Linked DNA regions of Homo sapiens: region 1 is linked to region 2. Evidence: chromatin loops called from intact Hi-C (ENCODE). Cell type or tissue: GM12878. All regions are shown on one strand.

Region 1 (4,000 bases), 280 kb before region 2:
TCTGGTGTATCTTACCAGCTTTAATACATAAAAATAGAGAGCAGAAATTTTGCAGCAGTAACTTCTGGTCAGTAATATCTACACCTGTCCTAATTTGGAAGGAACCTAAGCATAGTTAGGGAATACTGGCTAAAACTGCTAAATTCTGTATGTAAATCTTCGTAATAAGAAGATTCTAAAAAGTGAAGACCAGTTTGCTTAAGAATACTCTGTGCTTAATCAATGTTTTCAATTAATCATTAAACAGTAATGACTGTGCTAGGCACAGTGGTACATGCATATAATCCCAGCTATCCAGGAGGATCACTTGAGCCCAGGAGTTTGATACCAGCCTGGACAACACAGCAAGATCCTGCATCTTAAAAAAAAAAAAATTAAAAAGTAATAACTGTAATAAAATAGTACCAAAAGCTTTTTATAAAGGTAGATTCAAAACAACTGAAATATGTGTATACATTATCAAAAATCAATACACATACACTATATTTTATTCAATAGGTATGCTCCTGAAAGGAATTATAGAAGCAAATTATCATATATTAAATATGACATTAATTTTAGAGAAGTATTTCTGATATCTTTGATTGGCAGTGACTCATAATACATAGATGCTCTGCCTTTTCTCCATTTAAGTTCAAATGATCCAGAAAAGATCAGGACTTGATTGTTTTTAGGAAAGCACAATGAATGCTTAGATTATTAGATATAATTTGAGGGGTAAATTACTAATAGTTCCAATCATCCAATCAAGGCACTTATGAAGTAACTTCATGTTCAGTAAAAAGAAAAAAATAAATCTCCTTAAACTGAATCTTCAAGGCTTAATACATAAGTAAACATAAAAATTACAGAAATTGATTGTATAATATGGGCTAAAATGAAAGTGTTTCTAAGTTGATACAACAAATCTTACTGACAAGAATCCAAGATACTCTCTAAATTTCTTCTAGAATATGATAGGAATTTCATGCAAGACTGTGCATGCAAGTGCTTATTTGTACTTCTCAGGAGAGAAAATCCCACCAGATCCTCAAAAGAGCACATGACACAAAGAAAATGCAAACTAATGTATTAAGGAAATTAAGTTTAGCTCCTTTTCAACCTTGTATGACTTAAAACAAAAGTACCTCAAGTACTTGGTGGTACAAGTTCCAAAAAAGAAACATATCCAAAATTCAATAAATTCACTAAACTACATATTTTTGGTTCCACACTGAAATAGCTGACAGAATGTCATTTTAGTTTAAAATTTCTTCTCTATTACTATCATATAGCATTATCATAATCTTTTTTAACTTATTTTTTGAACCTACTTAACCTACAGCTTCACAATAAAATTGAGTACTTCAAAAACTATCTCAAATCTTTCAAAAGAATAAAGTATTAATTTAAAATGCAGTGCTTTATGGATTAAAACAATTCAGATTACCTCTATAATTAGGGTTATCACCACAAGAATCTATTTCACCAAATATAGAAACTATTGAATAGTCAACATTTTTGAAGAACTGAAACTTTTAAATTACATACTAAAGCTTAAACTTGTCTGAAATCTTTATAAGATGTGGTTTGCCAAAGAAATGCTCGGTATTTAAATTAATTCAGCCTTAAATATTTAGTAAGAATAAACAATGACAGGATGGTTAAAACCACAATACAAGTCAATTTTTACTTTGTATTTATAAGCATAACAGTTTTGGGAAATGTTAAAATTAATACATACTAAATAAAGCTCAATCATATAATTCCACAAGTATACAAAGATAAATACAAGAATGTCTGCTGTAGCTGAACAGCAAAAGAATAAAAACAATACAATATCGTTCTACTGAAGACTAGTTAATTATGGTATTTATATAATGAAAAGTTTAAATCCATAAAAGAGAGTAATGAAAGTTTTTATCTGCAGATACAGAATCATCTCCCAATATATATCTAACATGAAAAAAGTGTGTTGCATGTTCCTGTCTGTGTATGTGTAGGGGTGAGAAAGATTCACAGAGACACAGAAAACTTCTAGAAACATATGGGAAAAAAAACTGTCACCTAGTGTTACTTCTGAGGAAGTGGACAGGGGCCTGGGGTAAAAGAAAAACACACTTGACTAAATTTTATAACACATGTATGTTTAAAATATAAATAAAAACACCAGCTTCTTAGTACTGGACACGAAATTATAACATGCATAAACACTAACTGAATGCTAAAGGCAAAACACATGATAAATGGTTTGTTCACTTTTTTATTCTCTTTAAATAGACATTAGAAAAGCAAGTAAATATGTAAGTACCTGTCATTAGTAAATTATAAGCTTCCTGTTTGGAAATCTTCCCATGGAACCATCTTAAAAAGAGAATAAATTAGATATATAAATAAAGTCCTTTTTGCTGTTATCATATGATCAAAATTAAACAACCAATATAGTAAGTTTAATTCAAAGTGATAAAATAAATGCAATTAATCAAATCATCTCATTCTTATTACATTTTAATACATTTTATATACATATTATACTTAATTTCAACTAAAGATAGTAAAACTAGAAACTATCAAATATAAACTACAATTTTCATTACCAATACAAAAATGGCAACAATTTTTAATCCTGATAATAACAGACTGTTATAGGTCTTTTTTTTCTTTTTGTGGGGTAAGGGGAAGGAGGAGTAGTACAGATAGAGCCTACTCCAGAACTTCCCTGAAAAAATTAATGAATTCATTTCTGAATTTTCCTATAACATCTGATAAATTCTCTCCTCAAATAAAATCAAGATATTGACTCTTACTTTGCTGAAAGTCAGAATATAAGATTGGGTGATAAGAATGAGTGGATAGCACCATCAAGAACTGAAAGAAAAGAAGGACTTAGTGTTCTCAACTCTATTTGAGCTAACAGCCTATCAAACTAGGTTGCTATGTATTTTATATTCTGTATTCTTAAATTAAGCCTTTAGAAATTATTATAAAAGGCATCATAGTCAAGACATAGAGCATACAATAACCTAAGTATTTAAATTTTACCTTCAAATAAAAGGATATATCTGATTTAAAAAGTAATTACTAGTCATCAAAGTACATAAAATCACCTCTTATTTACCTAAAGGCCTATTATCTATCTTGCTGATTAACACATCTTAATGCCAGGCTGACAATTCCCGATCACCTATCTACTACTTTGTGGGATCTTCTTAGGGTCTACAAGTATTTTTAATAATAAAGAGCAAGCTAGAAAGTAAATATACGACTAAAATATATAAGTGCTCAAAAGTCCAGTGTGACAGGTTCAGAGGTCATTCACATTGTTTTAAATGATCCATACAATTATTACTGGTGAAGTATGAAAATATAACTGAATTTTTAAATTTTCACATGAATGAAAAGGTAAACTTTTCTTTAACACCATTCCAAGCATTAACTCACTGATTCAGATCTCCTGGTGCTCCCTGTGTAAATTTTGAATAATATAAAGCAAGAATACAACAACTAAAACAGTTCAGACTACAAGTAGTGAGGTTCTATACTGCATTCAAGTATAGGCTAAATGACCACTTACTACAAATGCTAGAGCAGGATTTTTATATTCTGGAGGACAGTCAACTACATGACCTGACCTCCAAGGCTAATCCTCTACTTCTACAGTTTGAAAAAAATTCAAAAAAAGAAGGGTAAAAAAGTGATAGGGTTTACAGATGAACAAGATTATTTAGCATAAGCACACAGTCTGAAGCCAAAGTGGCAATATCTCTTTCTAAAGAGTTTTCGTTTCATTTTTCAGACATTTATTCCCATATAAAATTTATATATTTCAACCACATGGTTTGCAACAGTGATAAAAAGATGAGTCCCTGCTCTTATAAAGTTCCTACTCCTAGGCCAGGCGTGGGAACTGGGATCACACCTGTAATCCCAGTACTTTCGGAGGCCAAGGCAGGAGGATCTCTTGAGCCCAAGAGTCCAAGACCAGCCTGGCAACATAGTGAGACCCTAACTATAGAAACAA
Region 2 (4,000 bases):
AAATTAGCTGGGCGTGGTCATTGGCGCCTGTAATCCCAGCTACTCGGGAGGCTGAGGCAGAGAATTGCTTGAACTCGCGAGGCGGAGTTTGCAGTGAGCCAAGATCACACCACTGCACTCCAGTCTGGGCGACAGAGTGAGAAATATGTCTCAAAAAAAATAATAAAAATAAAAAATTATAGAGACTAGCCTGGCCTGTATAGTATTAAGAAAAGATCAACAGAATTTATTCAGAGCCCTCTATCACAATGATGATCGTTTTCATTATATGAGCCATTGTCGCTGTATACTAAAAGTAATATACTCAATATACGCAAACATTTTAGTCCCCAATTAAATATGTCTCTGAGGCAACATACTATTATTATACAGTATTTCATATTATCTGAACTTCATGATAAACATGTTTGAGATAATGATCTCGATCTCTGTTTTAACAATTTAGGAATGGAAGGAAAATGCCCAGAAATGCTGACGTTAATAGTTATTCTTAGAATTGTTGAAGTCTGACTTGATGACTTTGAATGCCAAGTTGAATGCAGGTTTTGAGACAACTTTACATTATGCTCTCCTCAAAGGATGATGTGGTAATTCCATTTCTCAAAGTAGCTACTAAACTTCCCAGGTGAAACAAATAAATTGAAAGGACTTCCACACATAGTGAGGTGCCAGTAGATCCACACGGTGCATACCAGACAGTTCCACATTTTTCACACAAGGAGTAAGCAGTCTCTAGCCCCTTTGTTTTTCATATATAAATTGACTAATTTTAAATTGATAAGAATATAAAATTAGATAATAAAGTGCAAAATTTTGAAGAGTTAAAGTGTAATATAAGATGAGCTCCTAGTTTTTGAAAAAGGTATTTATGGTCCAGGTGTGATGGCTCACACTTGTAATCCCAGCCCTTTGGGAGGCTGAGGTTGGTAGATAACTTGAGCCCGGAAGTTCGACCAGCCTGGGCAACACGGAGAAACCATGTCTCTACAAAAAAAACCAAAAATTAGCTGGATGGTTATGCATGCCTGTAGTACCAGCTACTCAGGAGGCTGAGGAAGGAGGACCATCTGAGCCTGGGAGGCAGAGGCTACAATGAGCCGTAATTGTGCCACTGCACCCCAGCCTGGGCGATGGAGTGAGAGACCCTGTCTCAAAAAGAAAAAAAAAAAAAAAGAAAAAAAAAGAAATGTTTAAACAGTGTGAATTCAATCTTCAAATAAAACTTAGAAGTCATTATTTCAGTTGGCTTCTGGTATCAGTTCAGTATTTTCAATAAGAAAGTTATTCAAAAGCAAAATGACACATGGTAGCTAAAACATAAAAATATATATTTTTTCAAAATGATGTTTTACAGCTAGAAAATAATACATAGTAAGCTTAAGTTTTTCAAAATAACTTCTCTTTCAAATTGGGCCCTTCAGAAACACTGATGGCTCATTAATTTCTCAAAAATTTAAAAAATAATTTCAGAAAAATATTTACCTGAAATACATCAGTAGGCATAGGGCCAGGGTTAGCTGATTTAGTTCCATAATTGAACAAATATTTATAACTGGCTCTTTGAAGGGGAAATTTTCTTATAGAAACATCTTTGTGTTTGAGAGTATGAATTCTGGAGCGGACTCTGTAGGTTCAAGTCCTACCTCTGCCATTTGCCAGCTGTGCCACCTGGGGCAAGCTATAGACTTGTTTGTGCCTCAGTTTACTCATCTTAAATATGGGGATAAAAAGGTCTTACCTCAAGTGGTTATTAGGAGTTTGAAATGAGGTTATATATATAAAATACTTAGAACAACCCCTGGTGCATAGGGAGTTTTGCATAAGGGTTACCTGTTACTACTATTAAAGCACACGGGTTGCAAACTAGCTACCCTCAGGCTGTGAACAACTTTTAAAAAACATTTAAATATCAAGAATATATGAGATATAGATTTTTAACTTCTCTTCATGAATAAAAAATATCTGACCATATGGTAGCAGGGTTAGTGGTCATAACCCTTTCCCATTCCTGGGCCTGTTTCTCTTGTTCTGCCCAAAGTTGACATCCATCCTTGCAGCCCTGGGTGGAGCCACAGACCTTTCAAGGCCAAAAACCTTTATGGAGCAGGACCTGTGCTGAGGGAGACACCAGGAGTTTGGCATTCCTGCTCTTCCCTCACCTGCTGAAATTAAATAGTTAAAAAAAAGTGTAAAAATGCCAAAGTTTAAGGAAAAGTCAATAAAGACTAAATGGCATTACTTCCACAGGATCTGTAGTAAAATGTCTTGAGAATGTCCCTTTCCTTTTTTCCCTTTATAGTAAGTTTTTCAGCTCATTGAGTTTCAACTGTCTTCGCCTTTGGCCCCATCCTGTGGTCATTCCTTCTTGTACACCAAGTATGTGCTTCTATGAGAACAATATTTAGTTCTTCAACTTTAAGAGTTAGTTTCAGGTGAACTAACGAACACAAGAATGTTCCCCAGTGACATCCCTCCCCACCCCTCTATCCGTTTTGAATGCTCCCTTTGTTTCTCTACCTTTGCTGTGCTTAATTACAGTGACAGTTATTTTTTTCAGGTTCTTTTTCCACAGACAAGAATCATAAGCCAGCTAGTCCAACAGAAAAAGAATAACTATAAAAATAAGTCCTCTCTGGGAAATGAATCTTTTTGATGTTGAAGTATTTCATTTTCACACCATTACAAATGTTGTTTTAGCCCATGATACACTGAACATCTAGATTCTATAATGATAAGCACATCATTCATTGATCTGACATCATTTAATTTACCTGAACAAATAAGACAATTTTCAGGCACCTTTCTTGTCATCTGATATAATGGAAGAAATAGTTCTAATACTTGTGGTTACATATGCATTAACACCCTGATGTTAAGGTGATAACAAAATTCTCAAATTTGTCTAACCTTATTCTGTGCGTTTCTTTATTATATATGTATTATAAGATCTTAACAGAGACAGGATTTTCCTTTAAATCTGTGACAAAATGTCACTCAGCCTTATAAGGCTGACTCATTTTAAAACTTGCTTTAGAAATGTGTTACAGTGTTATGTGTTAAATTACAGATTTGGAAGATATCCTTTATGGTTTTTCTGAATTGCAAAAAATAGATGTGATAATAAAATGTTATGCATTTCATTATATTCTGCTTCATGTTGTCGGTTGATCATTTAGTGGTAAAGTTGTTTTCTTCCCTTTATATGTGATCTTCAGACTAATTTGAAGTTGATATTTTTGTATTGCATGGAATATCTTCACTGCTTCAGCTTACCATAAATTGTTTCATCCCTTTATAGTATCCTTTAGAAAAAACATTTTGAATTTATAATTCCTGTCCTGAAACATCATAGGAAACTTAATTTGTTTTGACACATAAAAATAGCATCATACTAGAACTTTAATCAGAAGACCACCTCTCCACTGAATCTCTACAATTTTTCAAACTCTGAGACAGGGAGAAAGATAGCCAAAGGTATCACCTTTATTGTTTGGCTTCTATTTTTTGAACTAAATTAATATTATTGAGTTTAGTTGTTTTAAAATAAATTAATTTTTAAATTAAATCAGTTGAATAGGCAATACAATGTTTCAGATTTTTTTTTTTTTTGAGACAGAGTCTCACTCTGTTGCCCAGGTTGGAGTGCAGTGGCATGATCTCGACTCACTGCAAGCTCTGCCTCCTGGGTTCAGGCCATTCTCCTGCCTCAGTCTCCCAAGTAGCTGGGACTACAGGCGCCCACCACCACGCCTGGCTAATGTTTTGTATTTTCAGTAGAGATGGAGTTTCACCGTGTTAGCCAGGATGGTCTTGATCTTGTGACCTCATGATCCGCCTGCCTCGGCCTCCCAAAGTGCTGGGATTACAGGTGTGAGCCACCACACCCGGCCTAAAAAATTTTTAAAAATGTAAATATGTGTAGTCTGCAAAGCCTCCCTTTCCTCATTATATTTTTCCTCATTTACCTCCTGTCCCTTTTTCACACATTGGTAACCACTGT

Evidence for each region. Hi-C counts contacts between places; a loop is a spot of excess contacts. Peaks named below come from ENCODE experiments on the same cell type or tissue, not always from the same donor. Only the 100,000 strongest peaks of a DNase experiment are listed, where the experiment ranks them.
Region 1: it touches region 2 in a loop (3-fold over the local background); 4 of 110 quality-filtered maps call a loop at or near these places.

The regions. Positions count from the first base shown.
Region 1 is chr5:87,345,015-87,349,014 of GRCh38, reverse strand. RASA1 (RAS p21 protein activator 1) reads right to left here. Exons shown (of 25, transcript NM_002890.3): 7 at 2,291-2,343. It also overlaps a transcript of CCNH not described here. Among named protein-coding and RNA genes, the nearest start is that of CCNH, 66 kb to the left of the region's middle. In GM12878, no CTCF peak of the experiment used is centred here; a DNase peak (open chromatin) is centred at 2,018; H3K27ac peaks cover 257 bases.
Region 2 is chr5:87,068,525-87,072,524 of GRCh38, reverse strand. All of the region lies in intron 1 of MIR4280HG (MIR4280 host gene), which reads left to right. All of the region lies in intron 2 of LOC105379065 (a long non-coding RNA gene), which reads left to right. Among named protein-coding and RNA genes, the nearest start is that of MIR4280, 44 kb to the left of the region's middle. In GM12878, a CTCF peak has its summit at 2,351 (motif pointing left); a DNase peak (open chromatin) is centred at 2,364; H3K27ac peaks cover 359 bases.